Linked DNA regions of Mus musculus: regions 2 and 3 are each linked to region 1. A link is a loop called in an ENCODE intact Hi-C map of the cell type or tissue named here. Cell type or tissue: heart. All regions are shown on one strand. Region 1 holds the start of Smarcal1 (SWI/SNF related matrix associated, actin dependent regulator of chromatin, subfamily a-like 1). Region 2 holds the start of D230017M19Rik (RIKEN cDNA D230017M19 gene). Region 3 holds the start of Rpl37a (ribosomal protein L37a).

Evidence for each region. Hi-C counts contacts between places; a loop is a spot of excess contacts. Peaks named below come from ENCODE experiments on the same cell type or tissue, not always from the same donor. Only the 100,000 strongest peaks of a DNase experiment are listed, where the experiment ranks them.
Region 2: a loop joins it to region 1, with 2.5 times the contacts of the local background. A loop is called at or near these places in 2 of 42 quality-filtered maps.
Region 3: it touches region 1 in a loop (6-fold over the local background); 9 of 42 quality-filtered maps call a loop at or near these places.

Annotation. Positions count from the first base shown.
Region 1 is chr1:72,578,606-72,586,605 of GRCm38, forward strand. It overlaps Smarcal1 (SWI/SNF related matrix associated, actin dependent regulator of chromatin, subfamily a-like 1), which reads left to right and starts at 4,646. Exons shown (of 17, transcript NM_018817.2): 1 at 4,646-4,833; 2 at 7,033-7,799. The coding sequence starts at 7,091. In heart, no CTCF peak of the experiment used is centred here; a DNase peak (open chromatin) is centred at 4,596; H3K4me3 peaks cover 2,035 bases; H3K27ac peaks cover 1,442 bases; H3K27me3 peaks cover 1,503 bases.
Region 2 is chr1:72,239,246-72,247,245 of GRCm38, forward strand. It overlaps D230017M19Rik (RIKEN cDNA D230017M19 gene), which reads left to right and starts at 4,748. Exons shown (of 4, transcript NR_155355.1): 1 at 4,748-4,918. Gm24497 (a small nuclear RNA gene) reads left to right here and starts at 4,968; the gene lies at 4,968-5,158. In heart, a CTCF peak has its summit at 4,545 (motif pointing left); a DNase peak (open chromatin) is centred at 4,716; H3K4me3 peaks cover 1,240 bases; H3K27ac peaks cover 1,500 bases.
Region 3 is chr1:72,708,215-72,716,214 of GRCm38, forward strand. Rpl37a (ribosomal protein L37a) reads left to right here and starts at 3,046. Exons shown (of 4, transcript NM_009084.4): 1 at 3,046-3,109; 2 at 3,458-3,586; 3 at 3,928-4,010; 4 at 5,288-5,599. The coding sequence starts at 3,107. The coding sequence ends at 5,351. In heart, no CTCF peak of the experiment used is centred here; a DNase peak (open chromatin) is centred at 3,057; H3K4me3 peaks cover 2,671 bases; H3K27ac peaks cover 1,500 bases.

The DNA of each region.
Region 1 (8,000 bases):
GGGCATCAGCATTCGCCACCGTGCTGTTTCCTGACTGCGGATGCGATGTGACCCGCGGCCTCAAGCTCTTGCAACCACACTTTCCCACCGAGATGGACCGCACCTCAACTGCCAGGCACAGTAAACCCTGCTTCCCTTGTTCCTGCTTCCCTTCCCTGCTCTTGTTAGGCATCTTGTCATAGCGATGAAGGAAGTAATTAATAAATCTTGGCTCCCAAAGAAAGAACAGGAAAGCTAAGGGTAATTCATAAGGGAAGCAGAATCAAAAGTAGAGAGTACAGGAGTCGGGAAGCTCAGTGGTAGTGTACTTACCTAGCAAGTATGAGGCCCTAGGTTAAATTGCTAGCCTGCACTCTCCTGAACGGTTGCTCTTAGCAGGGTTTTGTTTTTTTTTCTTTTTCAAGGCTCCGCCCAACAGTTACCTAGCAACAGCCACGTAGGAGCCTGGCTCATTTACAAAAAGGACTCTCCATCTATTCTCTCTCTCTCTCTCTCTCTCTCTCTCTCTCTCTCTCTCTCTCTCTCTCTCTCTCTCCTCTCTCTCTCCTCTCTCTCCTCTCTCCCCCTTCCTCCCTTCTTCTCTCCCTCCCCCTTTCTCTCTTTCTTCTCTCCCCTGTGTCCCTGTCAGCCTCTTCTTCCCCTCTTTCTTCCCTCCTCCCTCTCTTCCTCTGCCCCTCTTCCCTTCTCACCAATAAACTTGCTTTTATATTAGGCCTGTCCTATGGCTTCCCATGGCTTGATTGTTCAGGGGGACGGACACCTTGGCCCCTCCCCTCCGCCCCTTCCTGCTCTCCCCCCCCCCCCCCCACACACACACACTCCGCCATTTTATAAAACACAACAGTTGCCTTGCTTTTAAGTCATGGGGAACGACTTCAGGGAGGGAAGGTTTATTTTGGATCATGGCTTCAGAGGGTGGGAGGGAAGAGTGTGTCACAGCAGCTCAGTTCATGATGGCCAGAAAGAACACTTAGAGAGGATGCTCACATCACAGTAGACCAGGATGCAGAGAGAACATGACCGGAACCGCATACAGGGAGCCTCCTATAAACTTCAAATGCTTCCCTTAGTGACCCGCTCCTGCCAGCCAGGTCCCACCTCCTAGAAGTTCCATGGCTTCTCAAAATATCAGCATCAGTGAGCACTCGGAACAACAACCTGTGGAGGACATTTCAAAGGTACAACAGCAAGTTCAAGGCCATTCTAAAAGCTGTACGGCAAGAGCTAAGGAATACTAGACCTTTAAAAATGACACTGGGCTGCACAGATCGCCCCAACACCTGCACCTTCTCCCCCTTTCATTGCATCCCTTGTGATTAAACTCTTGGGCTTCAGAGATAGCATAGTGGGTTATTTCGCATGCACACTGTTGTGGCAGAGAACCCAAGTTCAGTTCCCAGAACTCACATAGCCCTAAACACACACACACACACACACACACACACACACACACACACACACACACTATGGTAGTTTGAATAAAAATGCCCCCCTTAGGCCCATGGGGAGTAGCCCTATTAAGATGTGGCCTTGTTGGAGTAGGTATGGCTTTGTTGGGGGTATTCCACCAGGAGGTGGGCTTTGGGGTCTCAGAAACTCAAGCCTCGTCAGTGTGTCACAATTACTATCGATCAAGATGTAGAACTCTCAGCTACGTCTCCAGCATCATGTCTGCCTGAATGCTGCCATGCTTCCCACCATGATGATAATGGACTAAAATTCTGAAACTGTAAGCCATGCCCAATCAAACATTTTTCTTTATAAGAGTGGCCTTGGCCATGGTGTCTCTTCACAGCAATAGAAACCCCAAGACAGACAGATAGGCAGGCAGACACACACACACACACACACACACACACACACACACTCTTAAAATAAATAAATAGGGGAGGGGAAGGGAGAGGGGGGAGGAGGGAGAAAGAGAGAGAGTTATATATTAGCCCTAGTACCTCCTAGCTCTAAAATTCAAAGTATACATTTATGAGTCATCTATTTACCAATGGCCTTTTATTTGGTACATAGCTCAGTCCTGAAATAATGTTAACAGGGGAAATGAGCTATTTTCACTGAAATGCATGACATGGAGCTAACTTTGAATTTTGTGTGTGTGTGTGTGTGTGTGTGTTGTAATTAAGACAGGGCTTCTCTGTGTAGACCAGGCTGCCTTCAAACTCACAGAGAGCCACCTGCCTCTGCCTCAGCAGTACTAGGATTAAAGGTGTGCCCACCACTGCCCAGCCCTTTTAATCATTTTAATGAATGGGTTTTCACTGTTGTCTTAAGAACTTCTTAAAGTAGATAAACTGTTTAAAAAGTGGGTGTGTCGGCAAATGCCTGTAATCCCAGCTCTTTGGCGGCTGAGGTAAGAAGTTGTGGAGTTTGAGACCAGCCTGGCAAGACAGACTTCCCAAGTATTTCAACAACACTTCCTCTCTCTCCTAAAAAAAGCTTGGCTACAGCAAGATCCCAGTGGATTATGTTGTTGACAGAGCCAACACTAGGAATTTTGATTGAAATCTGATTGGTTTGCTTTTTGAAGATGAGTTTTAGACTAAACAGTGACTTCACGTTTAGGACGCTAGAGCTAGAAAGGAGACCATATCGTTTAGTTCAATTCCAGACTTTCTAAGTTGGGATTCCTAGGAGCAAGATACATGGATAGATAGGAATCCAGCATTCTGAGGTTAGGATGCATGGGCCCAGATGTCCTCTGATTCACATCAAAGGACACCATATTGCTCTATGGGTAAATCAGCTGGGCCTGGAGAGTGAAGTGACTGTCATGTGAATTGGTGACAGGCAAGATGAAGGGCACAGCACTTGGTCTTAAGAAATTAACTGTCTCTGCAGGGGATAGGAAGAGCAAGACAGGTGCTGGCTAATTAGTAGCTGTTCACACTGTGAAGCAGGAAATGGATGCTGAGTAGTAGGGAAAACCAAAGATATAAGATTTACCTCAAATACTAGCTGTAAGTGTTGCAGCTCTAAGGAAAAAGGCTCTGCTACACAAGTTCTTATAGCTGCCTGGAAAGATTCCCCAATGCAAGTGTTATAGCTCTGCTCCAGAAGGGGATAGTTCTCCAGGCAAAGTGTTTTGCCAAAGCTCTGCTCTGTCCAAAATGTTACAGCTCTGAAGGGAAAGGAATCCTGGCAGTTGGGAATACCACAGAGTCACACCACACAACAAACTTGCCACAATAGACTTCTTGGAAGGTGGGAACTCAGGAGGGCAGCTGCCTCTGCTCCAGTGAGAAGCAGCAAAGGACTGGGCAGAATGCAGGGTTTATATAGGATTTCTAGAGGGTGGGTGGGATTTCCAGAGTGGCCTGGGACTCAAGGATTGGTGGGATTTTTTTTTCCTTGTAGGGTGGGGCTTGAACCCTCTCCAGCTACACTGGTACAACCACTAGTGACATCTGCAGGGCAGAGCCTGGCCACTTGTGTGCCTTGAGGGTTTATAACCTTTACAAAGTATACTTTTACAAGAGTTCAGGCACTGAAAGCCTTCCCCTGCCCCTTGAGTTGGCATGAATAGCCAACACTAGCAACATTCCTCTTCCTCCTGTTGTGGGCTGCTATTTTGATAGCTCCTGTGTTCATGATATCTTACTGCAGTCCACCTCATCGTCTCTTCTTATTAAAAAACACATCACATTTCCCTAAATGTCTGGTCATTTCCCCAATTAACTCTGTATTCAGAGATCTATCTCTTTGCAATGAGCTCTGTTTGAAAACAGAATCGTTTCAACCTTTCCGTGTACGCTGATGATAGAAGAATATTATATTCAACCATTGGAGGACAGAAAGAATGCTGTGCTCAGAAATGGAGTCAAGTAACCTTGATAGTATCTGATAGATGGGAGGGCTTTGGAATCAGAATAACAAAGTAGCTAAATACAGCCTGGAGAAAATTGTGGACCAGTCCTAGTTCCGTTTTCTCATTTATAAAATGAGGATAATGGAGCTGGGTGTGTGGTGCACAACTTTAATCGCACTCCAGAGAAGGATCTCTGTCAGTTTTAGGCCAATGATACATGTTAAGATCCTGCCTTTTGAGGAAAAAAAAAAAAAGATATAATAATAATCTTATGATGGTGCAAGTCTGTAGGAGGTGGAGGCAGGAAAGACATCCTCTGGTACAGGGTGAGTTCTTAGACAAGTCTGGGTTACATGAGTTACTGTCTATGTTTCATAGGTTGTAGTTCGGATTAACTTAAGTTCCTATTAATGATCAGCACGCTGACTGATGGAGGCTCTAAAAATTTCAATTCCTCTTTGGTCTAGGAAAGCAGATACTCAGCAGCGGCTGGGGCTTATAAGGACGGCACTATTAGAAACGGGTGTGCCAGGAAAATCTTTATTAAGTATCAAATCAATCTGGCTGTCTGACATGTCTGGAGACACCCCTGACACTGAACGCTCAGCCTTCCTTACGCCTGATTAAATGTTTGGAGAAACTGAGAGCTACAACTCCCAGGGTGCACCACACCTTGACCCGCCCACAACGTTACGCCTCTCAAATTCACCAACCTCCAATGGGCAGGCTTTCCGATTCAAACTACAAACCCCAGAAGGCCCTACACCAAGTGTACTATCACCCACAATTTATGACCGGGATCTGCGGCCGTACTGGCTGTTGGGAAATGTAGTTCGACGGTGGCCGAGCCATTCAAATGCCAATGGCCCGCTCCAAGATGGGTGAAATTGTAGCGCTTGAATTCTAGTTCCTCTAACAGTCCAACCAGAAGCGAAAACTGCCTAGGCAAGGCTCTGAAAGACGCTCCTGGTCTAGGGCTGTTCTGCTAAGGTGCCTCACCTTACTGGCCTCGCTAGGTAAGAAAGTGGGCTGCGAAGGAGGTAGCAGCATTGGAGACGGACGAGACCAAATACGGCAAGAGGAGGGAGCAGTGGGGACGGGAAGATCCAAGTGGAAATGCTAGAGGCAAAGTGGGGCGGGGCGTCCCCTTTTCTCAGGCACCCAGGATGTGCACAGGAAGGGAAGGGAAGCCCAGGTCTCAGCAAAGAGGAATGTCTATGTGGTGGTGTGCATTTGTGGTTTATGGTTTATTAGTTGGACCTCTCATTCCGTGGTCTCATCTCCCCAACTGGGTCAGTCAGCATACTAGGCCTTGGTAGGTATAACCCTAGTTGAATACAAGGCTGAGAGTTTTCATTGCTGCTGGCTGGCAGGCTTGAGTGTAACATCTGTGAGAGGAGATGTTTTGGGGTGCTTTGTCTAAAGGGAGTCTTAGCAAGGATTAAAATGTAAACCCTCTGAAGTCAAGAGTCTAGAGCTTTCTTTGACGGCTGGCGGTGCTACTGGAGTATTTCCTATGTTACAATCATTATAATATAAAAGTAACTTTTATCCTGTTGTAGTTGTCTGGGAGGCTCACTGCCTCCATCTGCTAACCTAGGCCTAGTCCTGGAAGCTTCTAGCCTCCTTATATTCTGATCTGGGCCTTGAATGTTTTCAGCCCCTTGAGACTTGCTGCTGAATAAACTCACCCTTTCGTGTTTTTTCTGAACTCTAGCTGGCTGGTTCAACTCAGCTGTTCTGGCTCAGACTTCTTTCCCCAGCTGACTGATTCAGTCTGGCTTTTCTCTCCGCCTCTGAATTGCTCTGTTTGGTCTCAAACTCTAGGAATCTGGTTCTAATCTTCTGGCTCCTTCTCATTCTCTTGCTCATTCTATCTTTACCTGTGTCTGACCTGTTCTTTCTTCAGCCTGTCTCTGTAAAGCTCTCCCGGTAAAACTGCCTCCGCCTCCCTCTCTGCTGCTCTACTCTTTCTCTCAACTCTACCGTATCCTGTGCTGTACTCTCTCCTCCTGCACTGTCTGTCTCTCCCTTAAGTGGCTTCCCGTTCCTCATGAGAGTTGGGCATATCCTATTCTGTCAAATCTTTCTGATTCTCGTCACTTTGTCTGCCACTCAATTAGACATCGTTTTCAACATGGGTGCTTTCTCCTACAAACTAACTTTACCTTCATTGTTTTGGAGTCAAAGGTGAGTACTAAAGGCATATCTGTATTCCAGCCAGAGGGAATGTGTCAAGGGCTGGGCCAAACCCTAACTAGAAACTCAAGTTCAACTATCCTGTAACATTATAAGGTAGTGCTATTTGGGTAAGGCTTAAGTCAGACCCAGCCAGAGAATTTGGTGTTCAGGCCCCTGCATCTAGAGCATTGTAAAACTGGTTCAGCCTATAGGAAAATGTCTAGGGTAAATGAAATCACAGTACAGAATAAATGTATGATCTTACGCTGTAATGAATACCTGTGTTTTCCAAATATGTGGCAAGAAAAGTTCAGAACTATGCTGTGCTCTGAGTGGTGGTGATGTGTGTTGGTTGAGTTGAACTTAACCCTTTATGTCTTCTGTCTGAATTTGGCACAGTGACCCTTGTCCCCAGTTCTCCCCTTTGTCCCCTTATTTTTCCAAGAGTCATTTTGCTCTTGCATGTTGGAAGTCAGGCTCTAGGACCAGCTGCTCTAGCTTGCATTTGGTCACCTGCAGATTCAACAGAAATGTAGTGAGGATGGAAGGCAAGGGGAAAATTTAGTGTGCAGTCTCTCTGAGGCTCTATCTCCTTCTTCCAGGTTGGAAACAGGCTATTGGAGCAAGCATTGTGGCAGGGTATGAAGCTGGTCATTGGCCAGTCTATTTCTGTCTGATCCACTAGCCTTTCTAGTTTAAAATGTAGTCTTTGTCCATTCTAATGAAGTTAGATTTCACTGTAAAACTTTCTTGGGATCTGCTAACTCACTTTGGCTAGCAAATGAGAAGGGGGAAAATACCCCAGTGAAACACAATCCATTTTAGAATAACGCTTTGCTTTTTCATCTGGATCAGTATTTTAAAATATGCTATTTACTGTCTGTGTGCATATGTGTGTCTATGTGCTTTCATTTTAATTATAAAAAATATTTCAATTCATCCCTTAGCTTTTTCTAATATGTTACCTGGAACAAAACCTTATTAATCAAACATGGTGGACGTACGTTTTATTTTTGTCTTTTTACCTTCCCCAGCTTTTACCAACTTCCCAACTAAAGGGTGACATCCCTGCATGAGCCTATCCTGTTAAAAATGTCCTTGCCACTTACAGAGGAGCAGAGGAAAAAGATTGAAGAGAATCGGCAAAAAGCTTTGGCCCGTCGAGCTGAGAAGTTGTCAGAACAGCCACAGAGCGCAGCTTCAGGCTCCTCTGCTGCCGGCCCGTCCCAGTCCAAGCAGGGCTCTCTCCTGAATCTCCTAGCGGAGCCTTCAAAGCCAGTGGGCCATGCCTCCATTTTCAAGCAACAGAATCTCAGTAATTCATTTCCTACTGATCAGAGACCTCACAGCTCCCGCTGTTCTCAGCCCAGCCCAGCAGAGGAAACGACGGGGCTATGGAAGACCCAAGGAGAGATGTCCACAGCCTGCCCAAAGCCTAACCCAAGTCCTCCAGGAGCCTCTAACCAACCACTTTTGGGTTATAAATCCAGCGAGGGTCAACCCCAGGCAACCTGGGACACAGGAGCTTCCTCTTCTGGACCATTCCCCAGGGACCCCGAGTTAGAGGCCAAGGCAGCAAGGCCTTCCACCTCTAGGCAGAGCATTTCGGACAGCTTTTATGTGTTAGGGGGAAAAACACCTAGGACAGAAGGGAGACCCCCAAACATACTGCAAACCACACCCCAAAACACAGGCTTTCTACGGGGAGCGTGCATAAAGACTGGGGATCGCTTCCGGGTAAAGATCGGCTACAACCAAGAGCTCATTGCCGTGTTTAAGTCTCTGCCCAGCAGACACTATGGTAATGAGGCTTTTTCTTTTTTCTATTTTTGGACTCTCTTCTAACAGCCCCTCATAAATATTAAGAGGGCACATTGGCACATTACATTTTTCTATTTTAGCTGGCTTCTCCCTTTGTCTCAAGCAGCTGTTAAACTTAGCTAGTACACGGCCAGAGAGAGAACGTTCCCTTGTTTACTGAGGCGCCAGTGCCCCTGCCAGG
Region 2 (8,000 bases), 340 kb before region 1:
TGTGATGGGATCCGATGCCCTCTTCTGGTGTGTCTGAAGACAGCTACAGTGTCCTCACATACATATATAAATTCTTTTGGGGCTGGTGAGATGGCTCAGTGGGTAAGAGCACCCGACTGCTCTTCTGAAGGTCCAGAGTTCAAATCCCAGCAACAACATGGTGGCTCACAGCCATCTGTAACAAGATCTGACGCCCTCTTCTGGAGTGTCTGAAGACAGCTACAGTGTACTTACATATAATAAATACATAAATCTTAAAAAAAAATAAATTCTTTTAAAAAATATTTATTTATTTATTTATGTAATTTATTTATTTTGTGTATATGAGTACACTGTAGCTGTACAGATGGATGTGAACCCATGTGGTTGCTGGGATTTGAACTCAGGATCTTAGGAAAATCAGTCAGTGCCCTTACCTGCTGAGCCATTTCACCCGCCCATAAATAAATTCTGTTGTTATGACCACCTTGTTATGGGCACCTTGCAGCATGTCTTTGTTTCGCAGAGGCTGTTATGACCAACTTATGCTTTTCTTCTGCTTCTGTAACTCCACAGAAGTTATTTGCCTGCCATTTTCAGCCAATTGCAAATCCCTTATCTCTGATCAATAAAAACCTTATCTTCCCCAGTCAAAAGCTGATTTGAGCCTCAACTTGAGGGAGATACAGTCTGAGTACATGAATTTTTAAAAAACATTTAATGGTTTGCTTTAATTTGGCCACGATTTGGGTCGGCGGTCTTTCTCACATCTGTGGGATCAATTTAGTGATCTTATGGAATGCAAAGATGACAAACTATTCATCCTCAGAGAAAATGCACACTGTGTGTGTGTATGTGTGCGTGCATGTGTGTGTGTGTGTGGTGTGTGTGTGTGTGTGTGTATGTGTGTGTATGTATGTATGTATGTGCGTGTGTGTGTGTTGTGTGTGTGTGTGTATGTGTGTGTGTGTGTGTGTATGTATGTGGGTGGGTTTGTGAGTGTGTGTGTGTGTGTGTGTGTTGTGTGTTGTGTGTGTGTATGTGTGTGTATGTGTGTGTGTGGGTGTGTGGGTGTGTGTTGGTGGGAGTCTTCTGTAGGGAAAATGATCTGTTCAGCCTGCAGGGAAATGGTCTGGGTAAGGGAAGAGTGAAATTTGGTTCAGTTCAACTTAATTGCTATCTCCGGTTCAAACTTCCAGAGTCTGACACCAGTTGGTTTATTTTAGCTACATTGAAACACAGCACAATTTGAAGGATAGAAAGAAAAGGTTTTCTGATAACAGTTAACTCAGTCTCAAGTGTACAAAAAATTAACACATGTTACATTGAAATTCTTTACAAAGTACATCTGGCTTCTTTCTTAAAGATGAGTACTGTTTACTCAAAGGTAGCACCCAAATTGTCTAGGGAGATTGATTGGGGTAAGCATAGTATCTGTGGGAGTCAGGATTGGCTGGCCTAGGATGACAGAAGTCACCTATAGTGTTGGAAAGCACGGATGACGTCACTGCTAAGGATAGGTTTTATGGAGTAAAGCAGTGTTGAGGATTTGGAGGGAATTGTCTAGGATGAGTGAAACACATGAAAGACCCCCAAAGGGAGACCCTCACTCAAGTCTCGGGATAATAGCGGACCCTCAAGAACTCACAAGAGACCAAGCTTGATGCAAACCACATGAGGCTTTATTCAGGGAAAGCCAAAGCTCTAGGGACGACTCGTATCCCACGCAGGGTTAGAGGAGTCGACGTCGAGGGGAAAGGGGTCCCAGTTTTTATAGGCCCTCAGGGGGAAAGGAAGGGGGGAGTAGGGGATTTCCAGATCTAAACAATGTCTATTCTAAAATGATTTCTCAAGAAATGGGTATGGGAGGGGTACAAGGAAAGAGTCTGGTGCAGGTGCAGCAACTCCAGATTGGCCCGGCTGTGGCTTCTGGGGAGATTTTCTGACTCTTCCCCAGCAACCAATATCACAAACACCTGACAGTGGACTTCAGCAGTGGGCACACACCTGGGTTCAAGGAACGGTCAGAACATTGGCAGACACACGGGTTCAAATGAGTACACTGGCCATAGCATTATGCACCTCTATTTTTCTAAATCAGCAAAGCTAGTTCTGCTAACAATGAAATCTGTTTTGCCACTTTCAGGGCTTCTGTGACCTTTTACATCCTGTCAGGATCTTTCACACACTCTGGGGATACAGGCAGAGCCTGTAACAGCAGGTACCAAAGAATCACCAGGTTGGAAACTATATCCTTCTCCAGCATTCCAGGAGCAGAGGTGAAATCTTCTTTGTGTTTAAAGTTTCCTGGCATTTCCAGTGTTTATCTGTGTGCACGAGTATTTTTTTTTTTTTGTCCTCCACACACATATGAACCTTAAATGTCTATATGTGCCTTGAAAAATTCATGCTCTGATTAGTGTAGTGTGTCCTTTGTCCTTACCTCAGCCCTGTCTTTTCCATGTTTTAAACCTCTACAACATCTTTGTAAACCCTTTGTTTTGTTGTTGTTTTTTTGTTTGTTTGTTTTTGCTTTTGTTTTTTTGGTTTTTCGAGACAGGTTTTCTTTGTATATCCCTGGCTGTCCTGGAACTCACTTTATAGACCAGGGTGGCCTCGAACTCAGAAATCCACCTGCCTCTGCCTCCCGAGTGCTGGGATTAAAGGCATGCACCACATGCCTGGCCCAATATAAACCCATTGTTAACTACAGAGGTGTATCCAGTATTCCCATTTTATTGTATTTTTAAAGATTTATTTATTTATTTTATGTATATGAGTACATTGTAGCTGTACAGATGGTTGTGAGCCTGCATGTGGAGGTTGGGAATTAAATTTTAGGACCTCTGCTTGCTCCTGTCAACCGTGCTTGCTCCGGTCCACCCACTTGCTCAGTCCCTGCTCACTCTGGCCCAAAGTTTTATTTATTATTATAAATGAGTACACTGGCCAGTACTGGCAAGAATAATGATCACATGTATCTGGTCTCAAATCGTTTCCCACCTCTGCAAGGTTAGCCCTACAATAGTAAGTATCCCGTGCCCTCCAAGGTCTCATTGAGGTATCTGACAAAAATTAAGCAAAAATTAATGGCACAGCCAGGCGTGGTGGTGCACTCCTTTAATCCCAGCAGAGGATTAAAAAAAATTAATGGCATACAATCTTAGTGACTGTTCTGTTGCTGCATCATGACCATGGCAACTCTTTTTTGTTGTTGTTTTGTTTTGTTTTTTTGATTTTCGAGACAGGGTTTCTCTGTGTAGCTCTGGCTGTCCTGGAACCCACTCTGTAGACCAAGCTGGCCTTGAACTCAGAAATCCACCTGCCTCCCAAGTGCTGGGATTAAAGGCGTGTGCCACCACCGCCCCGCAACTCTTGTAAGAAAAGTCATTTCATTGGGGCGGGTTTACAGTTTCAGAGATGTGGCCCAATCTCATCATGGTGTGGTGGGAAGCATGCTGGTAGGCTCTGGAACAGTAGCTGAGAGCGAATTCCTGGAGCACGGGCAGAAAAAGATTCTGGACTTGGCATGGGCTTTTGAAACCTCAAAGACCACACCCAGTGACACACTTCCACCAACAAGGCCACACCTTCTAACCCTTGTAATCCTTTCAAACATTCCACTGCCTGGTGACTGAGCATTCAAATATATGAGTCTGTGGGGGCCATTCTTATTCAAACCATCACTGGTACCTTTACCTAAAGGATTTAAATGCTAATGACAATCCATTAAGTAGTTGATGGTTACAAAGTGATTTAAAGTTACAAATATAAGAAAACACAACAAAATCTCTGTAATAGGATGTATCAGGATGGTGTTTGTGTTTGGCATAAGAGGTCCCAAAGCCTTGGGGGCAACTCTAAGCCCAAATCCTACAATATTGAGTACTTACACATAAACACATTTAGAAGTTTGGTCTTTTAGTATTTTGCCCTTTATATTTGGCAGATTGTCTTTTACTTGAGGCTGGGTCTCATATAGTTTAGGCTTTGCCTGATCTGGTCCTCCATTCTGCAATTTCCAGTGGCAGTGGTTGGAAAGCATCCTACCCAGCTTTATTCCCTATAACACTCAAAGAGGCACAGAACCAGCCCAGAGCCTACAGCTCTTCGGGGTAAATTCCTCTCAGGATTATGTCTGTCCTTAAACTGAAAATGATCTAAGGTTCTGGGTACCAAGGAGCTAATAAGAGTAGTGACTGTCCACTCTTCACTCCCACGTGCCAAACATCATCGATCCCTGCATTATTATTGCATTTGATGTTAACCATCGGTATTTTTTAGCCTGAAAACTGTAGAAAAGTTCAAAGACATCACACAATTTATTAAGGATTTCAATATATGACATTTTTTTTTTTTGGTCAAGATTTACTACAGTTTTTACCTAAGTAGGTTTGCCTTGACAACATTGTGAAAACACCTAACAGAAAATCACTAGCCTGCTAGACTCCCTGTGGAGCCAGCCTCTCAACAAGGGAAGATTGTCTTAAGACAACGCGAACTAGGAGCAGTAGGTCCACCCTTCAGCCACCGTCCTGCCTCAGAGTTTATCCAGTGCATCTGGCCGTGGACATGCCCCCTTCAGGTCTTTCTATTTCCGGTGGATTCCAAACCGCAATAGTCTGTGAGTCGGCCTGTGAATCGCGGAGGCCGCGGGGAAGAGCTGATTTGCACGTCCTGCCTCCACGCGAGGGGCGTGGCGACGTGCACAGGCCTAATTTGGGCTTGTGTTGTCACGCCCTTCGCGAGGGGGCGGGGCATGCAAATCATACTCGGCGTGCGCGCTCGGGAACGCCGGGAGAGCCCGGGTCGTGGACGTTGAATCTGAAGCCGTGGGTGCTGGAGTGGGAGTGAGGTGTGGAGGGCGCAGACGCGGATCGGAGGAGGAAGGAACCGCGGGGGAGGCAGGAAGTGAGGGTTGCGAGCGGTCACCACAAAGGTAATGTGTCTCACGGACGCAGAGCATGGCTGCGTGGTCTGTATTTGGTATCGCTTCTCGGCCTTTTGGCTAAGATCAAGTGTAGTATCTGTTCTTATCAGTTTAATATCTGATACGTCCTCTATCCGAGGACAATATATTAAATGGATTTTTGGAACTAGGAGTTGGAATAGGAGCTTGCTCCGTCCACTCCACGCATCGACCTGGTATTGCAGTACCTCCAGGAACGGTGCAACCCCTCTGGGGAACAATGTTGGTTAAATGTAAGACATTTAGGACTATTATAGCTCGTAAATACAGGCTGCAGTTACTTTTTCTGTCTTCTTTTCTACTTTGTAGTTACCCGGGTCTCGTTAACCCCTCTTTGATAGACCAGGCTGGCCTCTAACTCGGAAGTCCGCCTGCTTGCCGCCAGTTGATCTTTTTCTATTGCTTTACTTTTCTTATTATTATTCAGGTTTCATATTTCCACTACCAGGCTTTTCAGGCAGAGCAGCTCGCTTCTTTACTTTTTTACACAGTCTTTCCATCCACTGGTCAATAACTGTGATTAGGTGGGAAAGACTCTAAGGTTTTTATCTCTTTTTTTCCCCTCTGGGGAATAATGCTGGTTTAATAAGAGACCTAGAAATTAGGCCAACGTGGATTTCTTACCAACCTGTTAGTTTTACTGCACATCACTCTACATTGCTGCATAATATTCTACATAATGTCTAGCTTTTGATCTGGAAAGAGCTGTGAGGCTGTAAGGTTACTAAGATGGACAAGTTATTTTCAGCTTACTGTCACAAAACACTTGCTAGTTATGTAAGTCTGGTGGCATTAAAAACTCTTAGGCTTGCATAATTTTTCTGAAAGCTAAAATTTTGTTGACTGTTTATGCCTATGCTGATTTTCACAGCAAAGACCCGCTCTAGGTATGTTATTTTTGTACAGTAACCTATAAATAATGATTCACTGACAGAAGTTGTGTCAGAGTCCTAGATTCTTCTGAAATAAATTATTTTTAAAAGGATTTATTTATTTATTGTACATATATGAGTACTGTACCTGCCTTCAGACACACCAGAAGAGGGCATCAGATCCCATTACAGATGGTTGTGAGTCACCATGTGGTTGCTGGGAATTGAACTCAGGACCCCCGCAAGAGCAGTCAGTCCTTTTTTTTTTTTTTTTAAGATTTATTTATTTATGATATGTAAGTACACTGTACTTCAGACACTCCAGAAGAGGGAGTCAGATCTCGTTATGGATGGTTGTGAGCCACCATGTGGTTGCTGGGATTTGAACTCTGGACCTTCAGAAGAGCAGTCGGGTGCTTTTACCCACTGAGCCATCTCACCAGCCCCTGAAATAAATTCTAGTGACTGTCCTGAGAAGAATGGGTAGAGTGCTGCCATTTTGTCCAAACTCAGGCGATTGTTTAAGCCTGAAGAATTAAGCAAAGTAATTTGGAGCTGTTCCCATTACAATGTGTTATCAAAAAGTGAAAAATGCCAACAACAACATCAAATTAACTACAGCTGGTACCCGGCAATGGCCTGCACATACGACCCCCACCCCCACCCCATTGCATGCATAATTTTAAAATAAGATGAAAATAAATGTTTAGGAGCTTGAGAAATAGCTCAGAGGTTAAGTTAGGGCACTGTCTGGGAGCCAATACCTTGACTTCCATGGGTACCAGGCGCACAGACATATATGCAAGCAACACACTCATACACATAAAGTCAAATATATTTTATTCTCTCATATATTTTATCTGGACTGCAGATGTCCTCTCCCTAGTGTCCCAACCCGTGTCCTCCCTAGATCCACCCTCTCCCACCTCCACTCAAAAAAGAGCAGGTCTCCCAAGGACATCAACCAAACACAGCATAAACAACCTACATTACGACCAGGAACATATCATTACTCAAGGCTGGATGAGGCAATCTTGTAGGAAAAAGCATCCCACAAGTAGGTAAGTGTCAGGGACAGCCCCCACTCTCACTGTTATGATTCCTCCACGAAACACCAGGCTACACGACCATAGCATACACAGCAAGACCTAGGTCAGACTCTTACAGGCTCCCTGGTCTCTTCAAGCCCCCACGAGTGTCAGTCAGTTGATTCTGTGAGCTCTGTTCTCATGGTGTCCCTTCTGCTAGGCTCCAGTCCCAGAACATTCTACAGACATAATAAACTTTGGGTTGAAAGTTTTGTGGCTAGGTTGGTGTCCCAATCCATCCACTTGAGGCCTTGCCTGATTACAGAAGATGGCTGGTTCAGGCCCTGAGAGTCACCATTACTAGGAGTCCTTGCTAGGGCTATTCTTGCAGGTTCCATGGAGTTTCCATTGCACTAGATTTCCACCTCTCCCCTTGAAATGTCCTCTAAATCCTCTCCTTTCTCCCAGTATTTTCTCCCCATTACCTGATCCCTCCTGTGCCACCCCCACTGTCTTAGTTAGGGTTTTACTGCTGTGAACAGACACCATGACCAAGGCAAGTCTTATAAAAACAACATTTAATTGGGGCTGGCTTACAGGTTCAGAGGTTAAGTCCATTATCATCAAGGTGGGAGCATGGCATGGCGCAGGCATTCATTCAGGCATGGCGCAGGCAGAGCTGAGAGTTTTACATCTTCATCCAAAGGCTGCTAGTGGAAGACTGACTTCCAGGCAACTAGGGTGAGGATCTTAAGCCCATGCCCACAGTGACACACCTATTCCAACAAGGCCATACCTTCAAGTGGTGCCGCTCCCTGGCCCAAGAATATACAAACCATCACACCCACCCACAAAATTTATTCTATTTTTCCTTCCCAGGGAGAACCTTGCATCTCTGCCTTCAGCCCTCCTCCTTACTTAGCTGTTCTGGGTCACTGGACCACAGTAGGACTGTCTTTTACTTTACAGTTAATATCCACTTATAAGAGAGTACATATCATGTTTGTGGTTCTGGGTCTGGGTTACCTCCTTCAAGATTTTTTTTTCTAGTTCCATTTGCCTGCAAATTTCACAATTTTATTGGGTTATTTGTTTGTTTGTTTTTTTTTTGTTGTTTTTTTTGTTTTGTTTTGTTTTGTTTTTTTTTGTTTT
Region 3 (8,000 bases), 130 kb after region 1:
ATAAACCCTCCATGAGGTCCCATCAAAGACAAGCTGATAGAACTGGTCTCTTCACTGAGGACTAACTTTCGTGGTACCAGAAAGAGCCATGCAAGCTTGTAAAAGAGGTAAACAACCAATAGTCCTACCCAGCTATTACACCTTAGAACCACAACAACTAACACAGCACAATAACCCTAAGGGTACAGTACCTTGGCTCTCTAGTTGAACTTAAGATATTCTCAAAATGACAGAGACCATGCCTGGTACTAGAGACCAAAGCAACTATCCAGGACTAATGAAGTCATGGACAACTGCCATTTAACTAAACCAGTATAATCTCTTATTATATACTAAATATTTGTCCGTATACCCAGAGATAAATGTAGAACTCACCCCTCATCAAGGAAACTTCACTTTTCATGAGAAAAAGACCATTATAGAAAAATATAACCACCAATCAAAATAAAGAGTTGTGGAGTCCAGTCCCAATGAATTCATCTACAAAGCACTTCCATACTCAGGGAAGGTTCAGGGGACATTATGGAGGAGGGTCACGAAGTATGCTATGAGACTTTTTCTCCTAGCAATGCCACAAGATTCACCCATAAACTCTCACAAACAGGACTACCAAAATAAACAAATACAACACCAATAGATACAACACCCAACACCCCCCCACACACACACACACAAAACTGAAGGCAACCAAGATATCTGAATAAACAGACAGATAGTCTTCCCCAGAGAAGAGCACACCACAAATGGTTAGCTCTAAAGACATGCATACAAATAAGATAATATATGATCAGTAGGTTACACTTAGGAATATATATATAGAGAGAGATAAATGAATACAATAAGCAATAAATTGTTATAATGCTATTAGTTTGAACAAGAGTAAATTGGAGTATAGGGAAGGGTATGGAGGGAAGAAAGGAAAGGGAAAATGATTTAATTATATTATAATCTTGAAAATATCCAAGAAGTTTTTAAAAAAAAATAAAAAAGCAAGTTAAATCCAGTAACTCCCTTAGGCTGTCTTGAACCCCTTAACTATACTCTGTAGAAACCTTTTTTTGTTTGTTTGTTTTTACAAGTTAAAAAACAAAAATAATACAGTGTAGGGTTTTTCAGTCTTGGCACAGACCAGGTGTGATGTCTGAGTACATGTGTGTATGTATGTGTGTGTGTAGTTGTCTATGCATAAATCATTGTCCTCTTCCTCACTAGAGGATAACGCCACCCTTATCAAATGTCTGCAGATATTGCTGTGTCCTGGGAAGGAGAGGGTAAACAAGATCTCCATGGCTGAGAACCATTTATGAAGTATATAGCAACTGGCATGTTTTTAATAAGCTAGCAAAGAGAGAATATGCTACAATATGCTAGAAACTGGAGTATAACACACATAATGGCATATACTGTTTTATGGGATTCTTGATTTTACTAGATTTGTATGAAGTGGGTCGCTGTGTAAGATGTCTTTCTTACAATGAATTAGAGTCAAAAAGACTAAAAGTCACTAAAAAGAGCAATGTAACCATCCTGGGCCTGTATTTAGCTACTCAAAAAGCTGGCATGGCAAGATAAAGGACTACCTGAATTGTAAAGGGAGTTCAAAGTTGGACAACTTAATGAGACCTTGTATCAGAATAAAAAATAAGAAAAGGCTGGGTATACAGTTCAATTATAGTAACTTGGGTAGTATGTATGAAGCCCTAGGTTCAATCCCAATACAAATAAACACATAAATAAATAAACACAATCTCAAATTATGGTAGACTCATAAATGCTAGCCCCAAATTACATGTTCCAAGAGGAAAACAAAACAAATAGAGGAAAAATTAAATAAATAATGTACAAAAATACTTAAGAATTAAGAGTTTCACAAACTTTCACATTACAAAGAGAATCAGTTCTTTTTTTAAAAAAAAAAAAAAGACAAATCTTTCCGAATATTTATTTATTTTCTATGTATAGATATTTTTCTTGTACACATATCTGTGGACCACGTGAGGTCACAAGGAGTCTCCTAAAAGTAGAGTTACACGCACTTTTGAGCCACCATGTGGGTGGAAAGCAGAGTCAATGAGCCCTCTTTCTAGCCCCAAGACAGACTTCTTTAAAATCAAACACTAACATCATTTCCCACTGGAAATCTTAAAGTTTAAGAAAATCTTAGGAGAGAGAAGTGTTTAAAAATTTCAGAGCCAGGCGTGGTGGCACACGCCTTTAATCCCAGCACTTGGGAGGCAGAGGCAGGCGGATTTCTGAGTTCGAGGCCAGCCTGGTCTACAGAGTGAGTTCCAGGACAGCCAGGGCTACACAGAGAAACCCTGTCTCCAAACCTCCCTCCCCTCCCCCCCAAAAAAAGAAAGAAAGAGAACCACCACTTTAGGGTCTTGGGTTCAAGTAGCCTCTATTCCTTACATTATCCCCAGAACTCTGATCAGCAACATTTCGTAACTCTTTTTTTTTTTTTTTTTAGATTTATTTATTTATTATATGTAAGTACACTGCAGCTGTCTTCAGACACTCCAGAAGAGGGCATCAGATCTCATTATGGATGGTTGTGAGCCACCATGTGGTTGCTGGGATTTGAACTCAGGACCTTCAGAAGAGCAGTCTGCGCTCTTAATCGCTGAGCCATCTCTCCAGCCCATTTCGTAACTCTTAATCGTGACGAATATGACTGTCTCCCAGCCGAACTGTAACTCGGCCTGGGAGCGGATCCTAGGCGTTTACTATGGCCAGCATCTAGCACCCGGCCTGGCGATTTTCCGAAGTATAATATAGTGGGAAGGCAATGCGCCTCAGTCACAAACGTCGCGCTTTAAACACTTAAAGGCAAGCCACCTAAAACCCGTCTCTTCGCGAGCAGAACGCAAGAAATCGCATCTGCTCTGCAGAACTTTGGTTATGTGTAAGCTAAGAAGGATGTGCTTCCAGCTCGTGAACCACTTCTGCGCATCTATGCATTTCTCAGTGGAGACAGCGAATAAACCGCCAGAACACCGAGTTCACTTCCGAGAGAGGAGGTCGCGTCACTTCCGCTCGCCGGTCTAAAACCGCGCATGCGCATTGCGTCCCTTCCTCTTCGGACTTGGGCTTGGGTTCCGGCGACATGGTGAGTGTCTTCGTAACCGCTTTGGAAGTCGCTATCCATCGTCATCTGCCTTAGTCTCCGGCGTCCCGCTCTCAGCCCACCTCGGGTAGTCTGTGCTGTCCCTGTCCTGTCTGCTGTCGGGCTTCTCCCGGCGTCTGGAGCCCCGTACGCGGCCGGAGGCGGCTCGGCGGGGCTTGGCCCAGCGCGGTAGTTAATGCACAATCTGGAGCCTTTTGGCGCTCTGTGGGCGCCTTCCTTGATGGTTGAGCTTGAGGGAAAACAGGATTCAGCCGAGTTTGTGCTCAGCGGCGCGTTGGCGTGCACCGACTGGCTCAATGTCTCTGCTCCGTTCCTTTCCTCTGTCAACAGGCTAAACGCACCAAGAAGGTCGGCATCGTCGGCAAGTACGGGACCCGCTATGGTGCCTCCCTCCGGAAAATGGTGAAGAAAATTGAAATCAGCCAGCACGCCAAGTACACTTGCTCCTTCTGTGGCAAGGCAAGTCGGCCTCGGGTTAGGGAGGAGGGTGCCATTGCTCCCGAGCTAAGGCGGTTTGGGCTCGCTTTTTGCGGAGCATTCGTTGTTTACTTGCAACTAGTGAGGAACTTAAGGGTGAATGGTTTGGAGAGGAAAAAGTCCGATCTTGGGAAATTGATAGCGATGTCAGCGCATCTGTACCAACCCCAAAGAGGTCTGTTTAGCCTGTAAATAATACTCTGCTTGGGTTACTAGAATTTAACTGCTAATGGATAAGCTGGCTTTTCCATAGTTTACTCTCTGGAAGTCTCAGGGATTTTTTTTTTATATATATTTCATAACAAGATCTTAACTACTTACAGACCAAGATGAAGAGACGAGCCGTCGGCATCTGGCACTGTGGTTCCTGCATGAAAACAGTGGCCGGTGGGGCCTGGACCTACAAGTGAGTGTTTTCTCCTGTGGTATAGGAAAGGCTATGGACTGCACAGCCCGTGTTCCAGGTCTGGTGCATATCGGATTTGTTTTAGTTTAAAGCAAATCATGAGTTTGGGTTTAAAAGTTAATAGTTTTTGGTCAGGGCTATACAGTGAAACCCTGTCTCAAAAACAAAGTTATGGTTATAGATAAAAGCTCAGAGCCGGGCGTGGTGGCGCACGCCTTTAATCCCAGCACTCGGGAGGTAGAGGTAGGCGGATTTCTGAGTTCGAGCCCAGCCTGGTCTACAAAGTGAGTTCCAGGACAGCCAGGGCTACACAGAGAAACCCTGTCTCGGGGGAAAAAAAAAAAAAGAAGAAGTTCAGACTTTGATTCTCATATTCCTTTTGAATTGTACAGTCACCATGCTCTTTGGAAAATTACAGTTGATCTAAGTCCATTGGTGTTTGTGCTGGACTTGACTTAACACTACAAGTTATTTCTATAAAATGGTTTGAGGTTAATTGACTCGGGATTGTATAGAACATTGGAGGCTGTTTGGGCATATTTAGTGCTATGACCTTGACAGAGCCAGATGTTGTTGAAATGAAGCCTCCTGTCATTGTTTGCTTTGTTCTTAAGAGCTTTAGCATCTCAAACCAACAGCTGCCCCTCCACCCCTGAGTTTGCTGGCCAGAAGTCTGGTATCCAAGTGGTGTGGTGTTTTTATACTTCCAGCATGGCCCTCTGAGTGTGGCTAGTTGCTGAGGAGGTGAACATGTGGGTTGCAGTTTTTCTTGACGCCTTGGTATTGAAAAAACAGTCTGAGTGTGTTTAAGAGCAGCTTGAGTGCACAAGGAGTAGTGGTAGCAAGTGCTCTGTCCTGATAGGTGACTGACTATTCATACACAGTGTGTGGTCTGGCTGTTTGGTTTGGGGGTGTAGGCTTAAAACTTATCATAGGCCTCCTCTATCCTGTCTACAGAGGAGAGCACCTTAAGATCTCGTGGAGTCTGGGTCTGTCTCTTTTTCAATATTGAAGAAATCAGATGCTCAAGCACCTTAGAATAGTGAGAGTGCCCCAAGTCTTGGCTTTTGAAGGGTGCCACCATGCCAGTGTGACATCAGCACTGGTCTTGTTAGGTAAGGTTCACTGCAGCATGGTTGGTGTTGGCGAAGGATGCTATCATTCTTTCCATGAGAAAATTAAGAAATTTCAGGACTATAGGGGAACAATGGGACAGATACACTCAGGTGTTCTATGTTAACATTCACAGTTATGTTGGAAATGGTTTTTCTTCACAGCACCACCTCTGCAGTCACAGTGAAGTCTGCCATCAGAAGACTGAAGGAACTGAAAGACCAGTAGAAGCCCTGCTGTCTGAGACTTGCCTAGCCTGCAATAAACGGGTTATTTACGTAACTTTTTTTTTTTTGCCTTGTTTGTGGTTAATTAAAACATTTGGTGTGTGTTCTATTTTTTATTTTCGAAAGATGCTTGTTTTGAGACATACTGTGTGACCCTGGCTGGCCTTGAGTGCCTGGTTCTCCTTACAAGTGTAGATACATCTGGCTTAAGATTTTAGTCTTTCAGAAATAAAAATGTTGCTAAGACAATTATGTACATAGCTTGGTTTGCTATATTGTCAGCAAACTGAAACTAGAATATTTATAGAAATGTTAATAAGATTGAATTAAATGTAGTGTGAGTACTTGGTAGGAAATAAATGATAATACATAGGTAAATAACAAAAATGAGGGTCTCCTGACAAATTTAGGGTTTAATATATTTAGGAATAGTTTTATGGCTAGCCTTTTCTGAAACTTTACAGTTAACTGCCAGGTTTGTCAGTTATGCTTTGACCAGCCATGCCAAAGCTACTGGACTCCTTGGGAGCCACCAGACAAGTCCTATGCATTCCAAGTCCAGAACAGTCATTTTCCTTAGAGTAAAAGCTTGACCTTTTGTGGGCCCATCCCCATCTTACACAGCAGTCACTTCTGACTTTCTTATTCTGAGGTTTACTCGGTTCCTGTTACCTGTGCTCCAGTTCTGCCTAGACACATCCTAAGCAGTACTTACTAGACCTATAGCAGTAACCGCTTGAAATTTCAAGTAAGCAGTTAAACTTGTGTGTGAGAAGTGCAGGGGTTTTTTTTTGGGGGCGGGGGGTTACTGTATGCGTGTGTCTGCATCCCTGTATGCATGGTGTCTGAAGATGACACCAGATCCCCTGGAACTGGAATGACAGTTGTTACTATGTGATGGAAGAATTGCCAGTGCTCTTAAGTGCTAAGCCGTTTTTCCAGCCCCCAAGAAATTATGTAATTTCTAAATGATGGAGCTGGGTTTGAATTTTGGTCTTATACCCCAGAACCAAGATTCATAGCTGTTTTTATTTTGTGGTAGTCCAGTGGCTGAAGCCACAAGTAGGAAAGTGGAGGAGAGAAGGCTGGAAATTAGATCCTGCCTTTTGAGTTGCATTAGGTTGGCTTCCACGTGCTCCTTCCTGGGCTGAGCTTGACCTCTGTTACAAGGTTCTCCGAGTCTCTGGTGCTGGGCAAAGGCAGGGATTTAGAAGAGCCTACTTTCAGATCGTGATTGCTTCTTGATTTAGGTTGGGGGGTGCCAGGGAAATTTTTATGTGGCTGTAAATATGTGAGTAGGAAAGAGGCATAAAAATCAAACATTTACTGATAACTGTAATTTTATCATTTATAAAAAACAAGCAAATCGTAATTATTTTCACATAAAGAATTAAATCTTGGACCAGATGAGACAGTTCTAAGTGGAAGCCTGAGAGCTCTCCTACTTGGAAGTTAGAGGATTGACCACTCCTAGAAGTTATGCTGATTTCTGTGTGCATATAAACATGAGTATGTATAAAATTTTGCTTAGATATTTGATGCCACAGGATGCAGAGCAACTTTCAGAGTTTTAACTTTATGATTGGCAATGTTGAGATAGAATGCCTCAAGTGTCTCAAATTCTGTGCTTAGCAATCATTGTTAGAATAAGAAATAGAGCCAGGCAGTGGTGGCGCACACCATTAATCCCAGCCCTTGGGAGGTGGAGGCAGGCAGATTTCTGAGTTCAAGGCCAACCAGAGTGAGTTCCAGGACAGCCAATGCTATACAGAGAAACCCTGTCTCAGGGGAAAAACATACACACACCAAAATAGTTTCTAATAACAGACTAGCACATTTACATAGCTCATAGGAAACAGTTCATGGAGGATTCAATTAGGAAGGAAGGCAGCCAAAAGATACCAGTGAGTTTTAAATGAGAATAGGGCCAGGTAGATTGCTTACTGTGTGAACCTGGATAGACTGGAGTTTGATCTCTGGAACCCACATGGTAGATTAAAAGAACAGACCCCACTAAGATGTCATATGCCTGCCTTTGTACACCATGGCACATAAAGAATTTCCCAATAAATAAGGTTTTTTGTTTTTCTTTTGAGACAGGGTTTCTCTGTTATTAGCCCTGGCTGTCTTGGAACTCACAAAGCTGTAGACCAGGCTGGCCTTGAATGTAGAAATCTGCCTGCTTCTGCCTCCCAAGTGCTGGGATTAAAGGTGTGTGCCACCACTGCCCAGCCCCAGTAAATAAGTCTTAAAATAGGCAGGACATAGTGGCACTCATCTTTAATCTCAGCTCTTGGGAGGCAGATACAGGTGGATCTCTTGTTCAAGGCCAACCTTGTCATGTAGAGTTCAGGACTACCCAGGGATACCTAGATCCTTTCTCAATAGCAATAACTTTCGAAGGGCAGCAGGATGCATTGAAATGACAGCATGTAGGTTTGGAAAGGGTAAATGTTAAAATGTTCTAAGGCTCTTGTATTCAGGAAGGGGTCTAATTACAAGTCAAACATCATAATCTCTAGTAATCATCGCTAGAACAGTGGAAGTAGAATTAGAAGCTCTCAGTCACAAGATGGGGAAGGGGGCTGACATGCAGCTCAGTGGTGCTTGGCATGAGCAAGGCCTTGGGTTCAAACCCAGCATGGCCCCA